Linked DNA regions of Mus musculus: region 1 is linked to region 2. Evidence: chromatin contacts called from ENCODE Hi-C or POLR2A ChIA-PET data. All regions are on one chromosome and are shown on one strand. Each heading gives the region's core, a stretch centred on a gene start or an enhancer-like site at or near the end of the contact. The rest is flanking DNA. Distances are from core to core; before and after follow the strand shown. Region 1 overlaps Slc4a4 (solute carrier family 4 (anion exchanger), member 4). Region 2 holds the start of Slc4a4 (solute carrier family 4 (anion exchanger), member 4).

Region 1 (5,253 bases), core at 749-3,248, 43 kb before region 2:
GTAAACTACCACAAAAACCAAGAGCACTGTGTGAAAATCGGGGTGTTGGGAAGCCATGGAGACTTCATTCTGGACACTTTTTAAGGTTGAGATGTGAATCCTGAAAAAAAAAAAAAGTTGCTGATGCAATCAGAACTGCCCGAGCCGGGTACTAGAGACTCAGGGCTGTTGCTAAATGCGGCAAAATCCATGCATCAAGCTGGTGCTGGAGTCGTTACCAGATGCCAGCATGCAGAAAAGAGAAGTAGGATCAGGGTGCGGACCTGCGACTACCTGCTAAGACACACCAACATCCCCAAGTCAGGCAGTGAGACCAGTGTAAGCTGGACACGGGTGACATGGAAGTCAGAGAGAGCAGACAAGCCCACCGGAAAACTGAGAAGGACGGAGATGGGAAAGCCAAAGTTGGATTTGGCCAATAGGGAGGATGCAGGTGCCTATTACAGACCCCCTTGAAACAGGCCACTCTCGGTGCTGGGGGAGAGAGGAACAGAGAGGGTGCTCGTCTGTTCCTTCTTCTGTTTTTTACCTTCCTCCAGTGAGGAGGAGAGTAAATATTAACTGAGTATCTACTGTGCACCCTGCATACTTCCAGACACCAGGGACACACAAACCACGTCTACCTTCTCGAAGACATCTTCTGGTGCTCAGGGAACAGTCCAAAGTGCAAGGAGCCACCGGCTACCCAGCATTTGTGCACACAGATAAGGAGGACGTCGCAATGAGAACATTTTCCTAAACTCCTCAGAAGCACGACAGAATCCCAGAGCACTGCATGTACCCTAACTTTTTTTTTTATCCTCCCTCCGGAAAATAGAACTAACCCCAGGTCAGTCAGCATGCTGAGTCCAACACAACCGACTGTAGACGCCATTTTGGACCCTCTTATCCATCAGGCAGGATCTTAAAGCATCCTGTTGTCTCTTGATATATTTTCTAAACCTAGATATCGAAGCTTGTTCCAAAAATTATATGCCACATGTAAAGCAAAAGGGAAGCAAGAAACCCAAGAGATTGGAAGGGAAGGTAAAAAGGTCAGCACCCAAGCCCTCCGGCCAAGTTGAGAAAACAACCCAACCCCACCGTCTGAGCACGGAGTGGGGGTCACGCTGGGTGCATTCCTTGGCTCTTTGGTGCATATTTCACATTCCCGTCAAGACTATACATAGCAAGTCATCAGAGCCTCGTTTTCTCTGACGGCTCATACAGAATGCCCACAAATAGGCCTCTTCTCTGCCAAAAAGGAGCGAGTGAAACAGGGCAAAAGCACACAGCCTGGCGGCGTTCCTCTTCCTCAAGAGCAAAGTCATCCTGATGCCTTTGGCCTTCTGCACGGGGCAGAGGCAGTCCCTCCTCTTTACATGACAAATATCAGTTATTCAGCCTTACATTTCTTAGCAGTTGCTGGCTATTATTAGTAAGACAGAGAGAGATACCATGTAAAGTGGCTGACCTAACCAGTTCCCCCCTCCCTCTATAAATCACTAGGAAGAAATTAACTCATCCAGTCCGTAATCAGGCCCCCAAATCTGTCCTTTAAAATGTCCTTCGCACGTGCCCTGCATTTGCTGAAATCAGAGAAGGAAGCATACTGTTGCTCACATAGCCAGCGTGAGGCAAAATGCAGAGTGGCTCTGGAAGCTCCTTACCAGCCTCAGGGGTGAGGGAGGGCAAGCTTCATATCACATGGCCTCTGATTGGAGAAGTTAAACCCCTTCTATACAAGTCCAGACCCATGGTGAGGGGAAAAGGTGGGGGGAGGGGGTTCTAAATCTCCATTTTTCTGGGATAGCAAAATGCTTTAACTGGAACCCATGTCAAATCATCTGCCAAATGGGCAGGTTCTCACCAGCCGGTCCTAATCACGGAGCAGGCCTGTGAGGGTGACTTAAGTCCGGCACGAGAAACATTTGTGCAAAACTGTCAGCCACTAGGCCCAGAGCACCCATCCACATTCCAGCCCTCTGAGATCCCACCCCCCCTGAGCCCTTGCCAACTGCCAACGTGCTCGCAGACTAGTACTCACAGCGCAAGCAGCTGCCACTCAGCCAGTCAGCAAGTGGCAGGCCGCCAGCGCACAAGCTTCAAGAGCACCAGCCTGCTAGTCCCAGGGCTGTTAAAGGTTGAAGGTCTACGGGTATGCTAGCCTTTAGATTCGCCTCACTTGCCCTCCTGTCTCCCTCTCCCATGCTTCCCTATCGCGCCTCCCACGGTAGCAGTTCACTCGTCTCTATGGTAACAGCATCTGGTTTCAGAGTTAGAACTTCATGCAGCACAGTTCTCTCTTAGCCTGGGGCTTTTGCCAAGAGGTGCACTAGCAAAAAGGCTGCTGCCTGAGTTGGAGCCACCTGTTTCCCTGTCACCCCGGGAATGACAGTTATGCTGCGTGTCCTCGGATTGTGGCATCTATTTTGTGGAACGAACACTTTAACCTCAGCATGCTCTCCACAGTATAGAGGGGCTGTGCTAGAGCTGGCAGCCAGCGGTATCCAGAGCCAGCCTATCTCCCCCACAGTCTCTGTTGTCAGGGACTTCTGCCTGCTTCCAGAGGTGGCACCAGGGAGCAGAATGACTCCGGCTGTCAGCATGTCCAAACTAGAGTTTGACATCACTGGTTCAATCAGTGCACGCAGCTTCAATTTTATTAGTTAACCTTGTATTTAAACATTATATTCTATCCTCGCCATTTGGTTTGTTGATGACATCCAATGAACCCATCACCTCTCCATTTATAGAAGCTTTTCTGTACCCAGCATATGCTAAACAATTCTGCACTCACATGCCCTGAGGCACAGATATGTATAAAACGTGGAAAAATACCGAGAGTGAAGACTTTTATATCAGCCATTGCTGTTGTGGTAATTATGAACAGTGTTGCTGGGGAATTTTGCTTACAGTCTAAAGGTATCACAAAGCTCAAACCTCAAAACTAGGCTCTCCCGGCTCTTTGGCTGACCTTAAGTCAGATAAAAGATAGAACATAGCACACCACAGATTTCTACTCCAGAACAGCACAAAAATGCCTAAACAATGTTCCCCTGTCCTCCTCACTTCTAAGAGGTAGAGAATCATTCTTTATTATAAGCTCGCTGCAAACACGATGTTTTCTTTTGTTTTTTGTTTTTTTGTTTTTTTTTTAACCAACAGCATTTTTATCGGTGCTTTTGTTACTTTGTAAAATGTGCTGTCCGTATTTGCGAGGTGTATATAAAGAGCAACATACAGCTGTCAGAGTCCTGGGTGACAGAGCCATCTCAGCTCTGTAAAGTGCACTGCCATCTTTTGGCAACATGTGTTCACTACAGCCGATGGATGGCAAGAGGAGAAGGAAGGAAAGTTTGTAACCATTCCCTTCCCAAGTTCACAGAGGTCCCTGGGGGGCCTTGTGTCCCCACAGGAAGTGAGGAAGAACAACGGTGGTCACTGGCTTAACCATGCACAGTGCTGAAGCTCTGGAGAGATATATTAAGAAAAGGAAGAGAGAGATCGGCACAGCAAAGCTGACAAACGTGGTTGATCACAGCTTTGTCTCCCACAGACCAACAGGTCACATGTAGAGTAAGCCGCCCTCCCAACTCAGGAGCTCCCTAATCAGCCTGGTCATTGACACAGGCCGAGGGCCAGGGAAACGTGGCCCCACATGAAATCAGATTTTAGGCTAAAGTAAAAGTAAAACTGCAACCCAGAGCAGGAGCATGCTGCACATAATTCTAGACTTACAAACTGCCTTACAAGTTCCTTTGTACTCTTGGACACTTGTCCCGGAGAAATGAAAGCTTACATTCATACAGAAACCTGTCTGTGAGTGTTCATGGTAGCTTTATTCCTAATAGCTAAGAACTAGACCTGGCCCAAGTACCTTTCTATAGGCAAATGGTTATGGTTTAAAAGCTATAGTTCATCCATATCATGGACTATGGCTTAGTGGTAAGCAAGGAGAAGCCACTGATTCACACACTAAAACAATGTATCTATAGGGGCTTATGCTAAGACAAAGACTCAGATGTTGTACAATTCATTTACATAACACTTCTGGAATGACAGCTTTTCCATATAAAGGACCCGACCTGAAGTTTCTTGGGATTAGAGACGGGAGTGTTGGTGGCTATGAATGAGTGGTACAGCAATGGATGTGGTCCCAGCTTAACTCTGCATCTTATCCTCCATGGTGACAGGAACATGGATCTACACAGATAATAAAAACATACAGACTGCAGACAGAGAGAGGAGAAGACGAATAAAACTGGGTAGATCTGAAGAGTTCCTTGAACTCCAGAAGTGGAAATACAAGTTATGCTATAGTTTTCTAAAGCGCTAATCAACATGGAGCAAAACTGGCCAAGTGTAGGGTTTGTCCTCCAAAAGTAATTTCTCTATTTCTCCTCAGCTATGCCTTCCAATCTACAACTGAGTCAAAATTCCAACTAAGATGTATTCACTTATCATCCTGGACATATTATTTTGCTTGGTGGTTAGGTGCAGATGGAATTGAGCGACACTGAGCGTAACCTCTTTAGTAACTGTGTCTTTGGACAGTGAACAAACCCCATTCAGCATCTCTTTCCAAGAAGCCTACAGCAGTTCATGCTGGTTAAATAAGTCCCTGAAATAACCAAGTCCAATTCATCGTAATGTTCCTACACGAAATTTGTAGGAACCAGATAAGATACTAAGATCTGAATAATCCATAAACCAAGGGCTAGAAATCCGTCCCAACGAGAGTTGGTTCGCATGTGTGCCTTTGAACTCTCCCCTTGAATCTTCTCCAAGTTGGGGCAGGGCCTCCCAAGCTCTGTGCCCAGGTTGCCACCTGAGCTCTGACAGTCTGGACCAGACTATTTAACAAAAGCCAAGGCCTGAAATGGCAAGAGGTCCATATGGGCTCTAGGGATAAGAAAGCCACTGGGATCCAAAGGGAGAGTCCTCTGCAAGGACATAGCATGCTATCGGTGAGACTGCTGGGAAGGACACCCATGCTAACCAGAGAATGACAGCCTGGTGCTGAGGACATTCCCCGGACTCAGTCTACACTCACGTTTAATGTTTAATGGGCTTCCTGGGTCTCATGTTGCCTGAAGCACCTGCTCTTTCAATGTCTTCTTAAGATTTTTCCTGCCAGGCAGAAGACAGAGGCTTCTCTCTAAACCCTTAACTCTGAACTGTCTCTCTTCGAGGAGTTTGGGGTGGGAATAGAAAGGTCCTAAGATAGGAGTCAGGCAAGATGACACAGGTAGTACTGCTCCACGAGAGAAG
Region 2 (4,927 bases), core at 447-2,946:
CCTCAAGAATTCATAGCAGAAGTTTCCTATCCTACCTAGGTATGGGAGTTTTGTACCATCTCACCTATACCTGGAGATATGGTAAAAACTATTAAATTTCACCATTTAATGTGAGAGATCAGAATCCTGTTTAGATTTAACTTTAAAATGAAAGTAAAAGTTTTTCTCTGCTATGAAAGCTTTACAAAGCAGGCACGCTTCCTTTGAATGAAGTACAAATAGCCCCAGTCTAAGGTACAATAATGACTGGAAAGTATTTCGCTAATGTGACAAACACAAGGACCAGGGTTCTTAGAAACATTTATTTTTAAGTCTTTGAGCCGCTGAGCACAGGACTGGCTGCCAGAGAGAATCTCTTCAAATCACAGTGAGTATAGGCACTAGTGAGCAATACACACTTCCATTCAGATAATATCGCAACCCTAAGTCCCTGATTAAGAAAGGGAAGTTCGATGCAGCGCCTTAAGAAAGAGCCTTTCCAGGATTCGAGACTGTGTTATTGCAGCCCAGCGTCGGGGAGTTCTCACCCAGAGCAAGTCTGTCTAGCACTGAAGTGAAAAGGGAGAGAGAAGTTAAGTGGCAAGGGGAAGAGAAAGGTGCTTTGAGCACTTGAACTTCAGACTGGAAGAACTTGCTGCAGGCAATCTTGCTGAGAAGGTGGGGCCTCTAGGAGTGGAGAAAGGCAAAGCTACACCTTTACAGGGAACCGAGAAGGGCTCTACTTGCTAGAGCCAAGGCAGACATGCTTTCTTGGCGTTTCCCAAGTTGAGGGGTTTTCTTTTCCCCTTTTGTTCTCGGAGAACTTTCCTCTTTGTGGAGCCCGCTGCAGTTAGTTGCTGTCGCTCGGTGGCTGTTCTTAACAGACTGGCAAAGGCTGAGGGCAATGCACTTAAGAAAGGAATCACCTGTCCTTGCCAAGATGCACATGCTGCCCAGTACCTGAGAGAGAGCTCCACGGTCGCCAGCCCACAGAAATCCCAGTTTAACCTCTGACTCCCCCCACCCCCTTGCAAATAAATGTGTGCCGCTTGCAGAGAATCTGCCTGACTCACCCCCGCCTCCGGCGTGCCAGGGAGAGATGCAAGTGCCCGGTCCTGGAGCGGACAGTGAAGTAGGGACCACGGCCTCGATGGCACTATTGCCCCAACCTCCAGAGCTTAAGGATCTGGAGGTGTGTCCCCCCTCAAGCAGGTTCCCAGCCACACCGCGACCACCCGGGCTCAAGGAAACACAGTGTCACTGCTCTTGAGCCCAGCCCGGGCGTCTACTGGCCCCACAGTCGTGGCAACAACGCCCGGTTACGTGCAGGCGGCTATGCAGTAGGGGGAAAACAGAACCACCCAAAGTCGTCATCTGAACGCTTAGACAGAATAAAAAGTACTTTTTCCGCAGCAACAGCAGCGGTGTCCACACTTCTCCGGCGCCCAGCCCAGGGGATGCCTGGCCCGCCACTGACCTCTCTCTCTCTCTCTCTCTCTCTCTCTCTCTCTCTCTCTCTCTCTCTCTCTGCGTCCCTCCCTGGACGCACCGAGGCCGCCCGCGCGCCCTGCGGGACTGCCACCCAGTGCCCACCCCGCGGGCGAGGCATGGGGACGTGGCCGACCCTCCCTGCCACCGCTTGGGCCACTCACCTCCTGGGGTCGGGCTTCCGTCGCTCCTCCAGCTTGGCGACCGAGTGTGAGGCTGCAGCGGCCGCCGCCGCCGCTGCCGCCGCCGCCGCTTTCGCCGCCACCTCGGCCGCCGCCGCCACCTAAGCTCTGCCCCGCGCGCCGCCGGGGCTGGGAGGCGGGGGAGCGCGGGGACCCGGGCGGCGTGGGCTGGGAAGTTGGCGCGGCCGGTCGCAGAGCGCGCGGGGCAGCGGTCGCAACTTTGGCGCCGGGTGGGTGGCTGCGCACTGTGCGTCGGGGAGGCGGCCGAGGGGCGAGGGTGGCCGCGGGAGGGTCGGCCCCGCGGGGAGGGATCGGCGACGCGGAGCAGAGGTGCTGGCCTCGGGGAGGGGACGGCGGCGGCGGGGCGGCTCCGCTCTACTCTGCCTCCCGCAGTTCCCGCGTGTGCGCCCGGCTCTCTGTGTGGCTGCCGGGAACCGACGCTGCAGCCGAGGCCGGGCTCGGGGATGGGCTAGGCGGCCGAAGCTGTGCGGCGAGCGCGAGCCCGCGATCCATATTTAAAGCGGCGAGTGGCCACGGCCGGCCCCCTGCCCTGCCCTCGCTCGCGCCCGCCCGGCCCCCTCGGCTCCCGGCCGCCGCTCCGCGTCAGCCGCCCGAGCTTCGGAGGAGGGGAGGGGCCTCTGGCTGCGCCGCCCTCGCCGGGGGCTCAGCACGCTGCGCCCTCCCGGGGCTGGAGGGGGCATCTGGCCCCCGACCCCGCAGTCTCGCCTTGCCAGGCTTCTCGCAACCAGAGATAGGTTCAACTTTTCACCCAGATGGCCTCAGTCCCCCCACATGGGAAGAACCTGAAGTTGCCTGCCCAGATCATTCCGGATGCTACTCTACAAAACTTGGCGTGTGTTGGTAAAGAAAGTGTTGTCAGCGCCCATATCAAGTCACCAGTCATCTTTTTTGACAAAGAATGTCTGGGGGACACAGGAGTGTCATTGGTGGCTTATGTCTGAATTAAGGAAACACCCTCAGCCATCTAAGCCAGGTTCTTACATTTGCAAAATGATCTTTCATATTTACTATGCTGATGAAACTAATTAAATACCCCCTTGCCAAGCAAATCACAATTATGTCAATAGCCCAGTACGACTGCCGTCAGTCCTTTAAGGTGTGAGCAGTTGCCAGCACAGACACTATCTAATGTTCTGAAAACTCCTGTAGAGTGGCCATTTAATGGGCTTATGCCGCATATCATATGGTGCAAGCATGTCTGTGTTTCCTGTTCATGCATTTTGTATGTGAAAGTCACCGTTGAGCCACCCAAATACATAAGCACGGGAGAAGTCACTTCACATACTAACTCTTGCTTCCAACACTTCTAACATAGGTAATAAGATGCTTGAGAAGGGGGACTTTGGGTGTAGAGGTAAAATAGGTTAATAGTAGAATCACTATTTTTCTTCCTTTCCTTTCCTTTCCTTTCCTTTCCTTTCCTTTCCTTTTCTTCAGTATCTAGAACTAAAGAAGATACATGGTGTCTCCCCTGGGGTTGGAGAAGCAGATACAGAGGTTGTGTTTGGGGAAAGCTGGTGTGTATAAAACCCTTACTCAACACTCAGCAAGCACTGGGAACCACCCCAAGTTGCCTAATGTCTGAAATTAAAATGCACTAATGTCATGTGTTTGGCTGTTGTCATTTCTGGCTTACGTTCATGTTCACACATTCTACAAAACCTACGGCAGCGATAGGGGCAATTGAGAAGTGAAGGTGGAACAAGACATGATCTTTAAATCCCCCCTGAGCAATTATATTTTGTCTCTAGGCTAATGTTTAAAGTAACTGTCACTCCTAAACACACAGCAAGACTCAGCAACCCCAAAGCTCATGAGCAAAAAAAAGAAATCACTTTTGTATTAAGAATTTGCCACTGCTGATCAGCAGTTTTTCATGCTGTGGATTATGTATTTCAACATAGCTGGCAATTTCTCATTATAGTCGTGAACCAGCCATGAATAGTCAGCTTTAGTGACTGTCTGAGAAAGGAAAAGTCCAAGAAACACATTTCCCATGTGCTTGGCTGCAAAATACGTCAAAATGCCCTTCATGCAAATTGATAGGTAACCCCTGGAGGCACCTTATTATCAAGATTGGCAAGAATTTGCCCTGTAAGGGGGTACAGAGCTGGTGAGCAGGGTGGGGGTGGGAGGCGAGAATGAGTACTGTGGAGTGAAATTTGGTATGTGTCTTAAATTAATGAGAAAAGAATTGGCCTTGGCTGACAGCCTGCTAGCCCTGTTATCACTCTCCACTTGGTGTTTGCGATCCCACAATTAAAAAGGCATGTTCCATTTCCTTTCCTATTGATTACTGTCCAGTAATAGAGATTCGTGTGCTTTCCTTGGAAAGGTCATGATTAACTTTTTTTTAACTCTGTGTGTGGTCGGTCACCTTTGCTTTTGCCATTCCAAGCAAGGACAATAAATACTGATCGTCTTGTTTTTGGTTTTGGTTTTGGTTTTTTTTTCCCCCTCCGAACTTGTCCTAACATATGCCCTATCACCTTTGATTCCTATAAACACAGAGAAAGATTAATTTGCTCTTTTTCTCCTATGGCTCACAAAGTTTGAGGATGAAAAGAGCAAACAGAAAAGTCTGGGTGTGGTAGAGCATACCTGTAATTCAACATGGAAGACGGGCTTCAGGCCAGCCTGGGCTACAGAGTGAGCCCAAAGGCAGCCTGGAATATATTGTAAGACTTGTCTCAATAAAACAACACAATAAAGGAAATAAGAGGTCCTGGGCTTTAGCTCAATAGTAGAATGCCTGCATAACAGGAGCAAGGTCTGGGTTGAATATCCAGGGGAAAAAAAGAAAGAAAGAAAAGATTGGTGGAATTAGTATAATCCTAACTGGTAATGGCTTGTTTGGTTTCTGCCCAATAGTTCCCTGTGCTTTATAGCCTTCTGAACTACCTACCCATTTACTATTTAGTTTATTAATCAAGTTTCTTTCCCACCTATGGTCCTAGTAGAGACACAGAGAAAACTTCCTGCAGGAAGCTTTGTTAGAATGACAAGCACCATCTAGTGGCGGCAGGTGATGAAGCCTCCTGCCTCAGATAACACAGATAAAAAGTTCTGAGGCCCTAGCCCTGGGCCCATCAATGTACAGCATCAAAGGAGAGCATGATACATACCAACATTACACAACTAGTAGGCTTGCTGTTAATCGTGGAGTGGAAGTAGGCCACGGAGCTGCCCTGCAGATAGGATTATCACAGTAGAATTTTTCTCAGTCTTTGTGTAATTTTGACTAGGTCCTAAAGACT

What was found. Hi-C counts contacts between places; a loop is a spot of excess contacts on that map. ChIA-PET counts read pairs that join two places held with the same protein, here RNA polymerase II (POLR2A).
Region 1: a map of heart shows a loop between it and region 2 (2.7-fold over the local background). The contact joins the enhancer-like site here to the promoter of Slc4a4 in region 2. A Hi-C loop is called at or near these places in 7 of 37 maps with a recorded cell type or tissue (gastrocnemius, heart and left cerebral cortex). POLR2A ChIA-PET finds 5 or more read pairs at or near these places in 1 of 5 experiments (Patski).

What each region holds. Positions count from the first base shown.
Region 1 is chr5:88,926,741-88,931,993 of GRCm38, reverse strand. The region is part of intron 1 of Slc4a4 (solute carrier family 4 (anion exchanger), member 4); the gene reads right to left. Among named protein-coding and RNA genes, the nearest start is that of Slc4a4, 42 kb to the right of the region's middle. Within about 2 kb of position 1,998, at least 1 of the 3 ENCODE cell types and tissues checked has a DNase peak (open chromatin) inside an H3K27ac peak, as active enhancers do; it is heart, where a contact is called at or near this core.
Region 2 is chr5:88,884,029-88,888,955 of GRCm38, reverse strand. It overlaps Slc4a4 (solute carrier family 4 (anion exchanger), member 4), which reads right to left and starts at 1,696. Exons shown (of 27, transcript NM_001359211.1): 1 at 1,632-1,696.